Regions from separate parts of the Mus musculus genome. Here regions 2 and 3 are each linked to region 1. Evidence: chromatin loops called from intact Hi-C (ENCODE). Cell type or tissue: left cerebral cortex. All regions are shown on one strand. Links, peaks and the distances in the headings refer to the core of each region. The heading gives the core; the rest is flanking DNA.

The links. Peaks named below come from ENCODE experiments on the same cell type or tissue, not always from the same donor. Only the 100,000 strongest peaks of a DNase experiment are listed, where the experiment ranks them.
Region 2: a loop joins it to region 1, with 6 times the contacts of the local background. A loop is called at or near these places in 10 of 42 quality-filtered maps.
Region 3: a loop joins it to region 1, with 8 times the contacts of the local background. A loop is called at or near these places in 2 of 42 quality-filtered maps.

The regions. Positions count from the first base shown.
Region 1 is chr9:16,111,683-16,117,343 of GRCm38, reverse strand. The region is part of intron 3 of Fat3 (FAT atypical cadherin 3); the gene reads left to right. Among named protein-coding and RNA genes, the nearest start is that of Mtnr1b, 240 kb to the right of the region's middle. In left cerebral cortex, for the core only: no CTCF peak of the experiment used is centred there; DNase peaks (open chromatin) are centred at 2,344, 3,206 and 4,803; H3K27ac peaks cover 2,153 bases.
Region 2 is chr9:16,025,378-16,031,038 of GRCm38, reverse strand. Fat3 (FAT atypical cadherin 3) reads left to right here. Exons shown (of 26, transcript NM_001080814.2): 6 at 1,015-1,225. Among named protein-coding and RNA genes, the nearest start is that of Mtnr1b, 150 kb to the right of the region's middle. In left cerebral cortex, for the core only: a CTCF peak has its summit at 2,369; DNase peaks (open chromatin) are centred at 1,075, 1,781 and 2,319; H3K27ac peaks cover 1,948 bases.
Region 3 is chr9:16,199,205-16,204,865 of GRCm38, reverse strand. The region is part of intron 3 of Fat3 (FAT atypical cadherin 3); the gene reads left to right. Among named protein-coding and RNA genes, the nearest start is that of Fat3, 300 kb to the left of the region's middle. In left cerebral cortex, for the core only: a CTCF peak has its summit at 2,341; DNase peaks (open chromatin) are centred at 2,328 and 3,691; H3K27ac peaks cover 876 bases.

The DNA of each region.
Region 1 (5,661 bases), core at 179-5,178:
CTCCTTGCAGTAAGAATCAGGACTTGGAGAGAAATTAAAAAATCATTTCTCTTCTCTGAACCCTAGGAACCTAAAGACTTTTTCAGTCTTTCAATCTGTCAATCACAATCTCCTAGAAAGAAAGCAAATAAAATATTTTCTCATCATAGATCATGCTTTAAACTGCAACAGCTGTTTTCACAGTGGGGCTATTTCAAAGTCTGACCCTCGTGACTGTAAAAGTTATGTCAATGGAATTAGTAAAAGCTAATCTTCAGAAAATAGTATCCTAGGGGAACTGAGGATGTAGCTCAGTTTGTAGACTCCTTACCTAGGGTGCGTGTACCCTGGATGTGATCTCCAGATGCTTATCTGTAATCCCATCACTTGCTTGCTCTCTTTCCATATGTGCAGAAAGGTGTGTGTGTGTGTGTGTGTGTGTGTGTGTGTGTGTGTGTGTATGTGTATATAAATGCATACATATTTTAATCTAAAATAATTTATTATTTATATGCTTCATTATGAAGCACAAATAATTACAGATTTGAACATCAAAAGTCCACTGGATGATGCTGGAATTACCTTAGAATCCCATAAAGCCTGCATTTGAGAATTGGGACATTAGGGATTAAAAGAAAGAAGAAACCTGCCTAGGGAGGGTTCTGCAGTGAGCTGTTCAGATACGGGTTGTCTGTTTCAAGCTTAGCACAGTATTTCAGAAATATTCACAGAAAGATTTAGTAAAATGTGATTACATGGTAGGGATAGGAAGGTATGCAGTTCTCTGACCCTTGAGTCATGGGGATAGAACATGTGCTGCAGTTCTGAGAGGAAATGTTCTTTCCAGATAGAGTAAATACTTGAAAGAACTCAAGTCCAAGATCCATGCCCTGCCTCTTCTCTCTCTCTCTCTCTCTCTCTCTCTCTCTCTCTCTCTCTCTCTCTCTCTCCCTCTCCCCCTCTCTCTCTCTCTTTCCCTCTCTCTCTCTCTCTCTCTCTCTCTCTCTCTCTCTCTCTCTCTCTCTCTCTCTCTCTCACACACACACACACACACACACACACCAGATCTGTGAACATGTTCTCACACATGGATTAATGGATGGCTGTGAGGATGTGTGACCGACATTTTTCTCTTATGTCTTAGAGTTTGCTGCTAAAACATGCTGACACATGTCCTCTTAAATAAATACACTTTCTCATCTCTACTGATCTGTTTAGAAGTAGCAATGAATTTGTATGTGTGTGGGGGGAGGGGAGACAGAACACATTTGTCCTTAGAATTAAAAAAAAGCAACTAATTCAGAAAGATCTGGCAGGAGAAGAAAGGCATTTTATAAATTATCAATAAATCAGCATATAACCTTTTTCCTAAAATAAACTGCAGCTATTTATATAATCCAGGTGGAGACTGTGAGAAAGGAATTATACGCTAGAGAGATACAAAGAATCTTTGTTTTTGAAAGCAGATGTAAGATGCATGCCATATACATCTGCCAGTGTGGATGACTATTATACAGAAAAGTGACTCTCTTGAAACTCAAGCACATGATTCGCGTTTTTCTCCCTACCTCTCTATTTATATCATTGTTGTTGTATTTGAAATTACTCAAATTATATTCACAGGCCAGACTAGGACACATACAGAAGAAGTTGTATTTTATGACCAAAATTATCACCACTTAAATCTGCTTCCCCCCTCCAAGTTGCTAATGAATTGTTTTACAGGGTGAGAGCATCTTACCAAGAGACATTGTCATGGTCATGAACATGGTGACATTCTCTTAAGTACAGCAGAAACTAGGGGCACATTTGGACGTGGGGAGTGTCTGCCCCACTTGTTTCTATGATCCCAATTTTGGGGAGTAAAAGGTTTGCAAAGCACAATGCTGTGGACTCTGAAGTCCTTCTTGACTATAGCTAGAATTATATTGTTCCCTTGGACAACATTAAACTGTTGACAGCTGAGGCCACATGCTTTCCTGTAAGATGTGATGTTTCATTTTTGATGAGTTCATAAACTTTGAAACACAACAATGAAACTGTTATGGTAATGCACGCGTCTCATCCTGCTCTGCCACAGAAATCTTGATGCTCTGAGCTAAACAGGAAGCGTCCTGACAAGAAGACAAGTCAGATGAGCAGGGGAGGAGCGTGGAGGTCTAATCTCTGCAATTTTGTCAGTCTCCTAAGTCATTTGTCATGTTTCATCACATCATCTCAAGCTTTCTATCCCCTCTGGGACCTGGCTGATCAGCCCTGAAGCTTTTAGCTGTTGATGTGATAGGAAGCCTGCGCTCCCATGAGTGGAGCAGACTATTCTGTACGTGCAAGGCCCAAAGAGCCATTTCCACTCAGCACTTCTTTATTTAGCACGTCCTATGGGCATGCTTCCAATAAAGTCCTACTCCACACCAGGAAACTGGTTCATTAAGCTTGTGAAAGGGCAGGCTGGAGGAGGAAGGGTTGCTCACCAAAGCCATGAGTCCACCTAAGCCTAGAGTGACAGGAGATTGTGTGCCATTGACCCAGTTGGGGAGCATGTTAATGCTATACTGATATTTAGGGGAGATATTGAGATGATTCATATTTTGCTCTGAAGTAAATGTGGGAAGAGGAATTCTAAAGCTGAGGAAATTAGTACAAATTCCACGGGGAAGTATTTGGGATACACTGAGTGAATGTTTTTCTTGAACATCCAGGGTAAGGGAGATAAGGACAAAGGAGTTTAGGAATAGGTCATAATATGCTTTAAGAATGAGGACAAGAATTCATACTGATTCTACAGAGAGAGAAGTTCATATTACAGATTAGTAACCAGGAAGTGACATGGAGACACAGAATAGTAGACAGGATGTGACATAAGATCACAGTTTAAGAGAAAATAGGAAGTGAACCACAAGAGATAATAGGAAGTAACAATCAGAATCACGGGAGAGAACAGGAAATAAAGTAATAGCTTAGTAGAGACCAGAAGTGACATAGAGTCACCGGTAAGAACAGGAAATTACATAGTCAGAGTCAGAGGAGAGACCAGAAAGTGGGAGTGTTAGCTACAAGTGGGAGATTGGAGCTTCTGCTGCTGGTCTGCCAGATGAGCCCACCTCTCTGCCATCTGCCTGTTCTCCTGTGCCTGAGACTAATCATATTCCATCTGAATTTTACATTTTTCATATAAAACATACGCCCACACTCTAAAAGTGCTGCAGTCTAAGCTTATTCTTCCTTTTGAGAAATGGTTCATCCTCCTACTCAGTTGTTCAACTAAAGAACCAAATATAGAAAGCAATAGATCTTCCCATCCTCAAGTACTCCGTCTCCCACTTCCCACATCAAACCAATAATAACCTGCCTCCTACCCTGTGAGTCTGCTCAGGTCCTCTTACTCATTGCCATTCCCCTGGCTTAAAGCAAGACCTTGCCAACAAATCCAGCTAAAATTTCTTCTTCCCATTACAGCTTTCATGCAGCTGCTAGTTATGCTAAGACCATAATGTTAAATCCATGTAAGTTGGAACTGCTTAGATAAGCCCTCATTGCCAATGATGAAATGTATCCCTTCGACTGTCATGAAAGCATCTTCATGGACATGTCTGGACTTCTGTTTTCCAAGTATGTATTCTTCTTCTCACCACCACATTTTCCCACAAAAATGTATAGAGAACATAGTATGTCCTTTTCCTGATTGGCTAGCTCAGACCCATCCTCTAGGACCCAAGATGAATCTTCCCTTTCTTGCATCTTGACATCAATGATCTCATATTCTATACTGTATACTTTAACTCAGGAAACAGAGCTATCAAGTATGTCTAATTTGTTGGATTATAACAAGACAAGTTAGCAAATGGCCTTTCATATCAGACTGTGATCTGCTTAAAGATAGTGACAATCTGACTGATCTTGGTCTTCTGTCACTATGTATAAAGACACAGCTGAAGTTCTGTAGATCAAGGGAAGGACATAAATGATAATGGAACCTTGGTGTGAGAATAGCTCTCAGTGTGTTGTTTCTTTACCAGGGTCTCTGGTTGTCATTAAGTTTATTTTGCATTCTTCTAGGAAATGAGTTAACAAAGAAAGCATCAATGGTGATGTCTATGCAGAACCTATATGGGGTTACACCCACATATCACATTTTAAATAAGCACTTACATCCCTTTAAAGAGTAATGATTACTATTATATCTTAGAAATATAAACATGAGCTATGCAATGAATTTGTTATATTATTTGAGAATTTTCATCCCAGAATTTCAAACATTGCATCAATATATGATGCATTAGGGAAACATGGTCCCTATAGAATATATTCAAATTCGAGATTGTTCATTTGATTGCTTTCTGCATGGATGCCTTCTAGTAGGTTTTTCTTCCCCTTCCCTCTCTTGATCATCTATCTCTAGCAAGGACAGGTTTTGCATTTTGTTTGCAATATTGGATTTCATACAGAAGTAATCATTTGGCCATATATTTGTCCTGAAGTTTTTTTTCCCATTTTTTATTAGATATTTAGCTCATTTACATTTCCAATGCTATACCAAAAGTCCCCCATACCCACCCCACCCCCACTCCCCTACCCACCCACTCCCCCTTTTTGGCCCTGGCGTTCCCCTGTACTGGGGCATATAAAGTTTGCAAAGCCAATGGGCCTCTCTTTGCAGTGATGGCTGACTAGGCCATCTTTTGACTGAAGTTTTTACTCTACAATTTCTCAACAAGAATTCATTCTGGTCACATTTCTCATTGTGTCAGATGCAATGCTGATTCATGCTCAGCTTCTATGAGGCCTTCTTAGGTTGCTTTTATCCAAGTAGATTGTATAGCCAAAGCCATTTTAATACTGAGAGGTTGGAGAGCTTGGAGGGAACTTTGCTTGCCACAGGAACACATGGCATTTCTTTAGATTCAGGAGCCTAATATCACCTAACTTCACACTGTCTCCAAGGTTCACTTGCAGGAGAAGAAAGGTTAACCAGATACCTATCACAATAAGATGTTATTGAACGCAAAATAATGGTTCTAGGGAAAACTAGAGATTTTCGAACATTTAACAGGTACCAACTGTGGCTATTTCATCTACTTCTGATAGCAACGACTCTCTGTCTAATTCATAAGAAGGAAAGGGAGAAATTCAAAGACAAAATCCTCAAATAGGAAAGACAAGTGATGAAAATGGGTAATCTTTTCTCAATTGGTATTCTTCTTCCAAAGAATTCCTCCAGATTTTCTGAAACTTCCTGAAATTCACTTGTCAAGAACGAGACGCTCCTTCCCTTCCTGCTCACCAAACTCCTAAGAATTAATGCCATTGCTGGGATCATTCAAATGTCAACTCCTTCGACCTTGGTTCATAGTCAGCTCTACATTCGAGGAGGGAAACAGTCTCTACACACATGCCCTCTGGTCTGACTTGATGAGGCCCTCATTCTTGGCTCTCTATAAGGCTTCCTTGAGCCTGTTTCCATTCATGTGTAATAAGAATGATGACCATTGCATGACAGAGGTGGAGATCCTGCCCAGATCCTCTAATTTGATCTTTTTCTTTTACTTAGAAGTTACTCTCATTTGGAGTTTTGTCATCTCATGCCAGTTTGCACTGTGTTAAAAAGCTAGCCACCCTATACTAAATGGCAATGACAATTTCCAATCCAAACCAGTGAGAGATCAAACTAAGAAAGAAAATTAG
Region 2 (5,661 bases), core at 308-5,307, 86 kb after region 1:
TCAATAACCGTAAAGAGTGCAGAAATAGCTTTAGGAGGCTGCTTTCAGGGAGCCAGTTATAGGCAAGAACTTTTACCTTCCTGGGTGATGTTCTAAATAGTGAGAGTTTCCTTCATTGTGTCCTATCAGCAAACTTCCACTGATTCTATGGCCTGCTTGGAGACACACAACCACACATCTTGGGCCCTAACTTATTCTCAAGGTGCTGAACATAACAGGCAGTATATATCTAGTTCAAAGCAGAAGAAACTATGATACACATGCACACTGGTACATATGTTTACACAAATACATACGATCACACAGGTGCATACACAATTGCACACATATTCCCACACACATATGTATGCATATTACCACACATTGCACATACTCATATATATGATCACACACATGTACAACACACATATATAAACATAAACATATATGCACACACATAATATACTTACACATATTCACATATGATGCACACACTCATACACATGCACATATACATGCAAAAACAGTGCATACACACAAACTTACTTACAAACTTGTACATATATGTATATATATACATGCACATAATGTACTTATACTCACACATACATAGATTCACCTTCACATGCATTACACATGTGCTCATGTATCCTAACACACAAATAACATCTCACATTCATTCCCCCTTCAACTCTCAATAGAGATGAAGTTTCAGAATCATGCTATAAGAAATTAAATTAGATATTTCTACTCACATAAACTATTACTCTTGCCCCTGATATACTATGAATTTTAAGAACAACATTTATTTTTTTATGGTTTCACATCTCAAAAGTCAGCTTCTGGCAAATGTAGTGTGAGCCCTGTCTGCAGTCTCCACTCCAGAGTGCACTCTGAGGTCTCAACTGGACACAACTTTCCTTCTTATGACACGGTGCAGAAACTGCTCCTTGGGCTTGTTACTGTGTGAGTAAAAGCCTTCCACAGACTCACAGCACTAAGCCATCTTTCTGTGTCCCTCCCATGTGGGAGTAGATCAAGGCTGTGGACAATGGCCGCCCACAGAAATCCTCCACTGCCCGCCTCCACATCGAATGGATTAAGAAGCCCCCGCCTTCACCTATACCATTGACATTCGATGAACCATTTTACAACTTCACCGTCATGGAGAGTGACAAAGTAACCGAGATTGTAGGGGTGGTGTCAGTGCAGCCAGCTAACACCCCTCTATGGTTTGACATCGTCGGTAAGTTCAAGTCTCTAGAGCATATCAGGAAATGGACTTGAAGGAACGTGTTGAAGGAACTTGCCAAACAAGCCAGTAAATAAGTAAATGAATGAATGAATGAATTGTAAAGACAAAAGAAAAAAATTAAAAGGTAGCAATTAAGCCTAAGATTAAAAATAGTGCTGGAATGCAAAAGAGCCAGTAAAATGAAAAACCAACCTGTGCTTTCGTTCTGATTCCGTAGCTAAGCTGAACAGAAAGTGCTCTCTGGCTGGATTTCTCCATAGTACGTGATTTACTGCGACCTTACTGTCCTTCTGTGTGTCATTTTAATTCTATTGTCACACTTGGCTAATCTCATTTCTAAATGTATTGATGGTACTAGACTTGCTGTCCTTCATTTCTCTCTTTTTCTTCACCTTTTTTTCTGCATTCTGTTTTTTTTTCTGCTCCCGACTGCCCTGCTTCAAGGTGGCAAGCATGCTCGAGAGATGTTCTATATTCTACAGACAGCTTGTGGGCAGAACTGTTCAACAGAAGGTACCCTCAGTGCAAACACATTTGCTAAAATACAGCTATCCAATCTGCCTTTTACGGTTTTTTTTTTAAACAAATTGAATTACATCTTTCATAACTGCCTGTGACAGACTGAAACACAGCCCACAGGTTTCATACACGCCTCTAACAGCAACCTCATTCCTCATATCCAATGACTTCTTTGTTTGAAATCAAATGGGTTTAGAGTTTGGGGGGGTGTTTTGATTTTTCTCCCATTGCTTTTGAGGTATGTGGGGTTTTTTTTGTTGTTGTTGTTTTATTTTTATCTTTTTGGAGGTTGGTTTATTTAACTGGGAATATTCCAATTGAAAATAAATGAAAATGTAATTCCTGCCCCCTTGCTTTTCAGCAGTAGTGTCATTCACAGACCAAAATGCCCCACCAGAGAGTCCCCTGGCTGCTGTCCACAAAAGGAAGGCCAGGAAATAGAACCTAGATGTGTAGCCAGTAAGCCCCCACTCACCCTGAATAGAGAAAACAGATGGAAGGAAGCAGGCAGGGCAGACCCAGGGAGCCAACTTTTAAATTCCTTGAAAGAAAGCAAGCAAGCACACCAGGCTGCAAAAGGAAAAGGGCAAAACAGCCCTTCCACAAACCTGCAGGGAGGGCGCTGGAGAGGAAGAGTGTGTAGGATGGGAAATAAAACAGGCTGTTCGTTGTCAAAGAGAGAGGAGAGTGTGCCCTGCCAGGGGCGGATTAGGGCTGAACTAGAGCCCACTTCCCAGAGTTCTCTATGAACAGCCAATAAGCCAGAAGAACACTGTGTGGGAGAATCGTTTCCTTCCTCATGATGCCTGGACAGGATGGCCAGCAACCTGCCTCTCCTTTAAACAGCTGGATCTGGAGAAAGCATTTAGGAGGCTCCATATCTGGTTTCATGAAATGAAGAAAAACAATGTTCTATGTCTCCCAGTCAAACCTCAGAGAGTCCTCTGAACTCCCAACAAGTAAGGGCTTGCCCTCTGCATTTCGTTCTGTGAAATACAGGGTATCTTAGTTTTAGTTAACTGAGATTAATCTCAACATCTTCTCATATGACCATTCTTCCAATTCCTTCATGTCTGCCAGCGTATTTGAGACGGAACATCTTCTGACCCATGAGAAATGTTTCTGCCACCATCTCAGTAGTTTCTGACTTATTCAGTCACTATATGATACCGTCTCTTCTTTCTTGATGCAATGAAGCATTGCATGTGGTACCAGTTATTTGTCTTTTGCCTGCCTGGACATCTTTGGTCATCCCTTCACCAATTCACTTTGCAAAGCATGTCTGCTGCCTGACAGAGCTTGCTGTTTCTTTTCCAAGCTGCCCATGCATAGGAAATCTCACTAGCATACCTTTCTTTGATGCTAGGTGTGGTGGGTCACCTGACCCCAACTCCTCGGGCCAGTCTACAGTTCTTCAGCATCTCTACAAGTATGTGTAGGTGTAGGCTAGCATGCAGCTAGGAGTACTCCGTGTAAGATTACACATGGGTTTTTCACATTATGTTATCAATACTACTAAACATTTTTATTTATGCGTATCCCATATCCATTCTTCACCCTCAAGGTCAAAGCCCATGTCTCCATTCTCGATCTTGCTGGAGCTTCTGTTGCTCTTTACCCAGAGTGAGTGAACTAAGATACAGAGACTGGTGGTGATGCCTCAGGCAGCCATGTTAACCCTATTGTAGTAGCCTCCTGGCCCTACAGAGAGTCAGTATGGCATTCCAGTTTACCCCAGCGCAGATAGCCTCACTGTCCAAAGAGAAAGAGCTGTTTATAGAGACTCTCCTTTCTGGCATTCACACTTAATCCAGGAACCATATGCAATGTGCGGCCATAGCTATTATGACTCTTTCTCTTCGTGCTCCCAAGCACTGCTCTTTTCCGTAGATTCTGCTTCCTCCCCATCCCCACCTCATCCATTCTACTTTGTGAATGAAAGTAGTTTTTATCAATGAAGACTCCCAGGACTGTCCCCTGATCTGGAATCCTCCATCACAGACATTTCTCTATGAATCTGGTAACAGATTGCTAAATTTCTTCTACAAATTGAAGTTACTGGGCCTGGTGCCCAAACAGATCATGATTTTCTTTCCATCCCCAGGTTCAGCCAACAATGGCTTGAAATGCCAACTTTTTACTTTACTGTAGAACTCTGAGTCCTTTCCCAGGTGCTGGTGGTTTGCAGCAGAGATGATCGCCTTTATCAAATCTCATAAAAATATGGCTTGCCTGCCAGAGTCATAATTTACCAGCTGTGCTGACAACCTCTTCCTTCTTTTAAAACCTTTTGTTTGCTTTATCATCATCAGGTGTTTCGTCCTCACTGACAAAATCCACCTTTTGTGAATCTTCCTTTCCTCCTTGCCTAAGCATCATTCTTGATCAAACTAGCACAGAGGGAATCAAGAGCGGGCAATGTCCCTTAGCACATAATACCTATCTGTGAGCTCTGCAGGGAGACAGAGAATAACATGAGGCAGGGAAGGTCAGCATGGATCTGAAAAGCAGCCTCGGATCCTGCATTCGCCAAATCCTCTTTTGCCCAAATCTTCTTGTGAAGAATAAGTCAACCTGAGTTTACACCATAGACCTAGTGCATTTGGATAACCATGGAGAACACACTGAGAGGCCCGGGGCATAACATCCTCACCTGGCATGTCCCTTTAAACTGCTCAACCTGGTGAAACCTCACTCAGTAAACAAAGACAGTGCTTCTGACTGCCTTTCATCCCCATTGAGAACCTGCTCTCACTTGCGCATTTCCAAACTTACAGGACTCTGATTTTGACTCAATTTTCTTACCTCCTACCAGAACATGAAGTCACAGGAACTCCATGTGAGCAGCAATTTGTCCCCAAGCCTAAACAACTTGCATTTTCTCAACTCCAAATGAACTGTGTTTCCTCTGTAGCTAGACCCTTCTGCTCTCAGAAACAAGCTCTACTTATAGCCAAGCTAAGAAAGCTGTAATTAACAGGCAACATAATAAAGTTCAGCTGTTGTGGAATTAAACAGCCCAACACGCAGCATGCTTCCTTTCCTTGTTAAAGGGGAAAGAGAATGAAGGGAACAAAAACAACCCACGATCCTTTGCGGCTTTGTAAAGTGTCTTTCCACTTCTCGGGAGGCTCTGACTTCCCCTCAGCTGTTCCTTGATTTACATACCTCCAATGTGCAGGCAATCTGGTTCTCAGCTCAGCCCCTGAATCATATTCTAATGGTAAATATTTGATTTGTAAAGGCTGCCATCATTAACAACTCTGCATTGAAACCTGAAGCATGCTGCCTTCCAGTTTTTACCTGACTTTAGTTTTACCTGAATCATCATAGAAACATGCTTCACCTTGCAGATAGGAAGTATATGCACTACCCTGATTGGCCTCGCCCAGTGTTAGGAAGGAGAAAGGCTATGAATCTCTAGTGGTCCTCTGTGCTAGCCTCTCAGCCATCATTCTGTGCTGAAGGTAGACAAGGGCTACCTTGGCCCTCAGTCGACTGTAGATCTGTAGATTGCTGTGACTTGAATCATCGGCTATTGCCCTTTCGGCTTACTTCTGTCCTTTTGGAACCTTGTCTCTGTGCAGTCACAAATGATCTAGGTCTGAGTCAAGAAGGCAAGCCACATTCCTGCCTGCTAGCACAGGCCGTCGCTTTGTCCTCTCTCAGATGTGTCCAGCCTTGTGTAATGGAGACATAATGCAATCCACAAAGCTCATGCTGGAAAATTATGGGATTAATTTTTTAAATGTTAAAAAAGGGAACCACGAGTTTTAAATAACTCTACAATTTTGTGGGTCTGTTTTTGTCACTCTCCTCAACCACATGAGATTGGACACACCTCAGAGTTTGACCACCTCTGCATCTCTCCTAACCTGGCAGCCATATTTCTCTGTCACCTCCTTTTA
Region 3 (5,661 bases), core at 308-5,307, 87 kb before region 1:
CCTTTGCTACATAATATGTCTTTACTTCATCTTATATGCCTCTCCAGGCCTCAGTTTCCCTTTCTGAAAACTGAATATACATAAGCATCACAATAAGTGAAAATAATGTGATGTCAGCAAAACTTCCAGAAGATTCTATGAACATCAACCATGCATAGACGTGCTATATGTAATTCAAATGCAAAAATATGTGATTGCACAATTGTGTGCATAACCTCCATTAAGGGAGAAATGATTGTTTTGAGTAAGCATGACACAGTGGATAGAGAGAAGATATTTCAACCACAGTAAAGAGAGTTTCTCCAGTTTTCACCAGTGAAACCTATAAATTTGGGAGCTTCCCATTATACTTGTAGAAAATTATACAGAAATATTATTGGTTGTATAATTGTGTCTCTTATCACTGTCCCCACGAGAGATGGTCAACTTTGCTATAAAAATCCTATTGAATTCATGAGAAATTTAGTGGGCACATGCACAGTTAGGGCCCTTCCCACATTTATTTTTCTCATTTTGCATATTGAACAAAGCTAGAAACCTTCATTAGGAGCCTAGTGTGTGTGGTGAGAATTGAAAGCCCTTCCTGGGTCAGTGGCTCATCACAGTAAATGGTTGGGAATGTCATTTCCAGCAGCTCATGTCATCAGCAGCTTCAACTCTGAATGTTGTATCTTTCCGCAGGCCTTCTGATGTGTGGCTTCTGTCTTTTGTCTGATTGTATGGATAAACTTAATATATATGACAGCAATGTCTCCAAAATCTACTATTTCAAAGGGCAACAAAAACAGTGTCCAGTGTTCACTGGACCATTGCTTAGTCAAACCCAGGGATACAATTGAACATGCATCCTCTCCAAAGAGTAGAAAACTACAAAGAATATACAACCCCTGGGACATGTATAGAATACAACTGATTCAAGACTACTTTTTAGCTTGTTCTCTAAGGGTGTATCTCTACTTCTGCCTATGTGATAATAATAGATATCCTACGGGATACCTGAAGACCGACATGGTCTCTGGTTATCCCCATGTCTGCACCAAGGTAAATTTGGTGTGCACAATATGCTTATTAGCTGCCTGACAAAGGTCTTTGCAAGGAAGTCTCACCACAGGGCTGTTTGGTTATAGAACTCATTTTTAAAAATATGAAAAATAGTAGAAAGACGTAGAGTGTCCTCTGATGCCTATCAACCAGCTTTAACAGCCAAAGTTGCCCAGTTCTGTGCCATCTATGATGCTAATATCTTATCTGCCCATCCAGTAGCTTAAAGACAGCATATTAAGCTGATTTTGACATGTTCATGAAGATATTTGGTGAGCTAAACAAATACACAGATGTCAGCCTTCAAGGGTTTTACTGAAAGCAAGCTCCGTGAGGCTCTGCGAATGGCTGCCTTCATGAGTCAAGACCTTTCTCTATTTGTTTTGTTTTGAGTGTAGAGAACTATTTTGTGTGAGACTAAATTACGAGCAGGGTATAATTTCAGCGTGTCAAAGTGCAGCACAGTGTATATATTCATTCTTCTTGCACTGATCATGGAAAAGAGAAACTCCTCCAAGGACTTGCTCTGAGCACGAAATGTTTGCCATCTAATATGACTTCAACAAAGATTACTTATCGATTCCCAATTCATAATTATTCTATGCCAGGAACTGTGCTGGGCTCCAAGATTTATAAGACCAGATAGACTTGGCATCAACTCCAGCTAGATGCACCAAGAACATTTGGATTCTGCTAGAAGATCCTAGATATGAAGAATGAATGAGGGAATAGAGTATTACTAAGAACATGGGAAGGAGTCTGGATAAACAAGCCGGGTGGAGAGGAGGAGGGGCGGGTGTTTGGAGGATTCTTTAAGGATGATTTCAAATCTGTGCAGCTCAGTGCTGGGGTCCGAGCAGCTAGGACAAACAGTGGATTTCTTCAGAGCTCTGAGAACCAACAGGAGCCCCCAGGACTGCGCATCTGGTCAGCAGGCACTTTCCCATTCAGACAGAGTTCCATCCCCAGTTTTAATCTTGACCTTAACGCCATTGTTTTCTTATGATGGTGATACCGCTATTCAGTAACACTGCACTTCTCTCTGTAGATTTGGCTTTAGCTGAAGATGACCTCATTTAAATGTCACCTTGAGCTGCATTTGAATACAGGATGCAATAGTAACATCAGTCCTGTGCCTTTGCAGGAGCTGGTAGGGCAAGCACGGCTGTTCTTGTACTCTGCTTCCCAGTAGGTGCTTAGCCCTGCTATTACAGTCCCTTGGTCTTCTTCCGCCTACGCTCAATCCCATCAATCCTCCCCATTTCAGTCTCTCTGTGCGTTTAGTTCCCAGCTTTCCTCTGTAGGCGGACTCTGAAAGAACACTCAGGATTGTGGCATTCCTGCAATCCTTCTAAGGCATGAGAAAACTGCAATGTTATGCCTGTCACATATTTGGAGAGAGAAATCTCACCCTTGGGTGAACATTTGGCTCTTCCAGCTTTGCTATCTGCCTGATCATCTAGCCCTCCGTTCATTTCAGTGGTGTGAGATCCCTGGTGTGCCTGGAAGTTTATGTGAGCATAGCCTCTGCCCTGGTAGGATTCTATTCACAGTAAACCTTATGCCGAAGTACTGTCCCCCTCCCCCGCAAACACACTTAAGTCTAAGTAAGCTGTGCTTTCTTCCTGGAGTCCCCAGTTTTAAAGATACTATTCAAGTGTCAGTGAGTTTCATGGGTAATGTTCATGCCCCAAAGCTGATGCGTTCTGAAATGAGCTTTGGAAATGATGCTGTCAGCATCTCAGTGGAGAAAATTCAGTGGAAAATGCCCTGTGGAGAGTCAGGCATCTTCTCTCCTGTGCACTGAGGTCAAGGGATACGTAAAATACTGTGGTCTCCCAGATCAGTTTTGTTGAATTCCTGTCAACCCTGCCATCTCAATGATGAGTTAAATGAAAAGCAGCATAGGGGACACATCATTATAAGCACTCACATGTAAGAGAAGGAATAAGAAATAGAAGTCTTTCAGGAATGGAAGAATGGAAATTAATTTATGTGCAGGTATTTCCACCTAGTTAACTGGTAATTGAAATAGCTAATTGCTGAATGGGTGAGTTGTCCTTGTTCACCCTGTTTTGTTGCCATGACAACAGATCCCTTCATCTTTCCTAATATTTACTGAACATTCAGTAGTTACAATTTAAGGATTTTTTTTCTTCATGACTTCACTGCAAAGTAGAAGCTGCTAACCAAATTAGAGAAACAAATACCATATCAAGATGATACTTAGAATTCACAAAAAAAGTGGATAGTATTATAAATAGGTCATGTCAATAGCTGACAAATGTCATGTTAGATTTTTTTTTTAAAGACTGAAGCCACTATCTTCTAGCTTCTATTCCATTTCCTTTCATTTTCCCCAATTTTTCTTGGAGCTTATATGTGTTAATTTAACATGCAGGATATGGTTCTTTCTCGGGTGCTGAATTCACAAAGACATAAAAAAAATACCCCAAATTTGTCATATACTGAGGGGACCTGTGGGAAAACCTTAGTAGGTAAAAGTGGCCTTGAGTCACAAATGCTCATGCCAATGGCTTCAGAAGGTACCTGAAGGATTGGCCAACTCTATTCTTCTTTCCAGTCTCCCCTGGACCTGGTAATTGGCAGGGAATACAGGAAGCATCCCACAGGATCTTGGCTTTCTCCCAGCAGGCACTTGCCATGTTCCGGCAAACATTCCTTTGCCTTCTGTTCTGTCAAGCAGGCACACAACACAGCTATTGCTCACTCTATTAGGATAAACAGTGGCTCTACCATCCTTAGGCCAAGTCCTAAACTGCAGCATCAAGGAAGCTGCCATTTGGAAACAGGTTTTCCAAAGGTTCAGGTGTAATTAGGTTAAGAATATTAAAATGATATCATCCTGAGTTACCTGTGGGCTTAATCCAGTGCTGTCTAAGAGCCAGAAGACCTGGTGGCACAAGGAGTAGTCACAAATGGTGAAGGCAAAAAAAAATTGAGTCACAAAACCTCAAGACAATGATATCAAAGACCACCCTAGATTCTCCTTTCACAGTAACCTGGCTGATATTTTGATTTTTGACTTTTGGTCTTTGGAATAAATGCCTGCATTTTTTTTCAGCATCCCAGATTGTGTTCTTTTCCTATGACAGCCCAAGTAACTAATAGACTAGTCAATTGAAAAACTAATAAAGGAAATTGCAATTACCTACAATACAGTTCCTCCCTTTGGCCACAGTGTGAAACTGACACATTCCTCTCTAGGCAGGCTTAATACAAAATCAAATGTTTAACTCCATAAGGCTGGCATGCACTAAACATCCCCAGAGTCTTGAGAGAAGAGAGATTTGATATATCTCTCCATGCTAGTTGAAAACAGCATAGCAGTGGGTGACACTGGCCGTGGAATGCTGTACCACACACCTGTGTAGAAGCTTGATGCTTGTCCAGGACTGAAGTTAAATAGGAATATCTGAGATAACACAGAATTAATAGGGCCAGGGAAATAAAGATCCCACCTCCAAACCCTGATTTGCACAGGAAGCATACATGATCATATGTGTGCATGGTGTAAACCAGCAAGGCAGAACCCTCCCTTCCTTGGTGTCCTCTCCTCACAGTGGGTTCCAACTCTCTACTTTGGCAGCAGCTCAGGTGGGGACAGGTCTGAGCCCTGCATTGCCTCTGCTATATGCCTCAAGCCTGGGCTGAATTTGGCTAGTTCTTGTTTCATTATTGATGAACAGGGAAATACTGAAACTCAGCACAGGAAACCTTGCTACTCAGCCTCCACAGTGTATGGGAAAACGTTCAATTCTCCCAGATAGTAGTTTGTTTTATTCCAATACAGCACGTAAGTTGTGAAACAGGTATTTCTTTCCTCTTACTTGAAGGTTTGAAGCTGTGAAAGATCATGTCAAGCTTCCGGTAAATGGTCTGTCTTGTGCACGTCTGTGTGCTTTATGCTTTTTGCTGTTTCTGGCATTGATGACTACAACCTGTGGTGATTTCCTGCATGCCATGAATGGAGCTAAGCTTTCGGCATACATTCTTGACTTTATATTATGGTTATTGTATAAAGGGATGATGACATCTATCGTTACTTTGCAGATTAGAAAACAAAACAAAACAAACTCTAGGCATCACTACCCAGAATCCTCCCATAATTGAGAACCAACAACCAAGACTGTTACCTGACTCTCATTCAGGCCAGATGTCCTCAGAGCCCAAGAACACACAAGGCTGTTTGTGTACCCTGTGGCTTGACTTCTAAAACACTGTCAGGTCATGATTTCACCTTTACCAGATTTTCACATTTATTAGCTGCAGGGCCACGGTGTGTTTTTTTCTCTTTCATAACATTTGGGGAGACAACATTCAAAACTAAAGGAGATGGATGGATGGATGATTCAGCTCATGTAGGCAAAAACATCTTAGATCCTCACCCTGGAGTCATTGCCCCTCTGGATTCCGGCACAATTTTTCACCCCCGCTGGATCTCTCTGATTCTCAGGCAATAGCTGCTCAGAGAACAATATGAAGAAAACTATATTGTCTAAGACTCTGCACTAGATGATCCCCAATGAACAGATGTACATGCGAACACCATTAAGTATGAAGTCTCCTACATTTTTAACTGAATTACGTGTAAGAAAC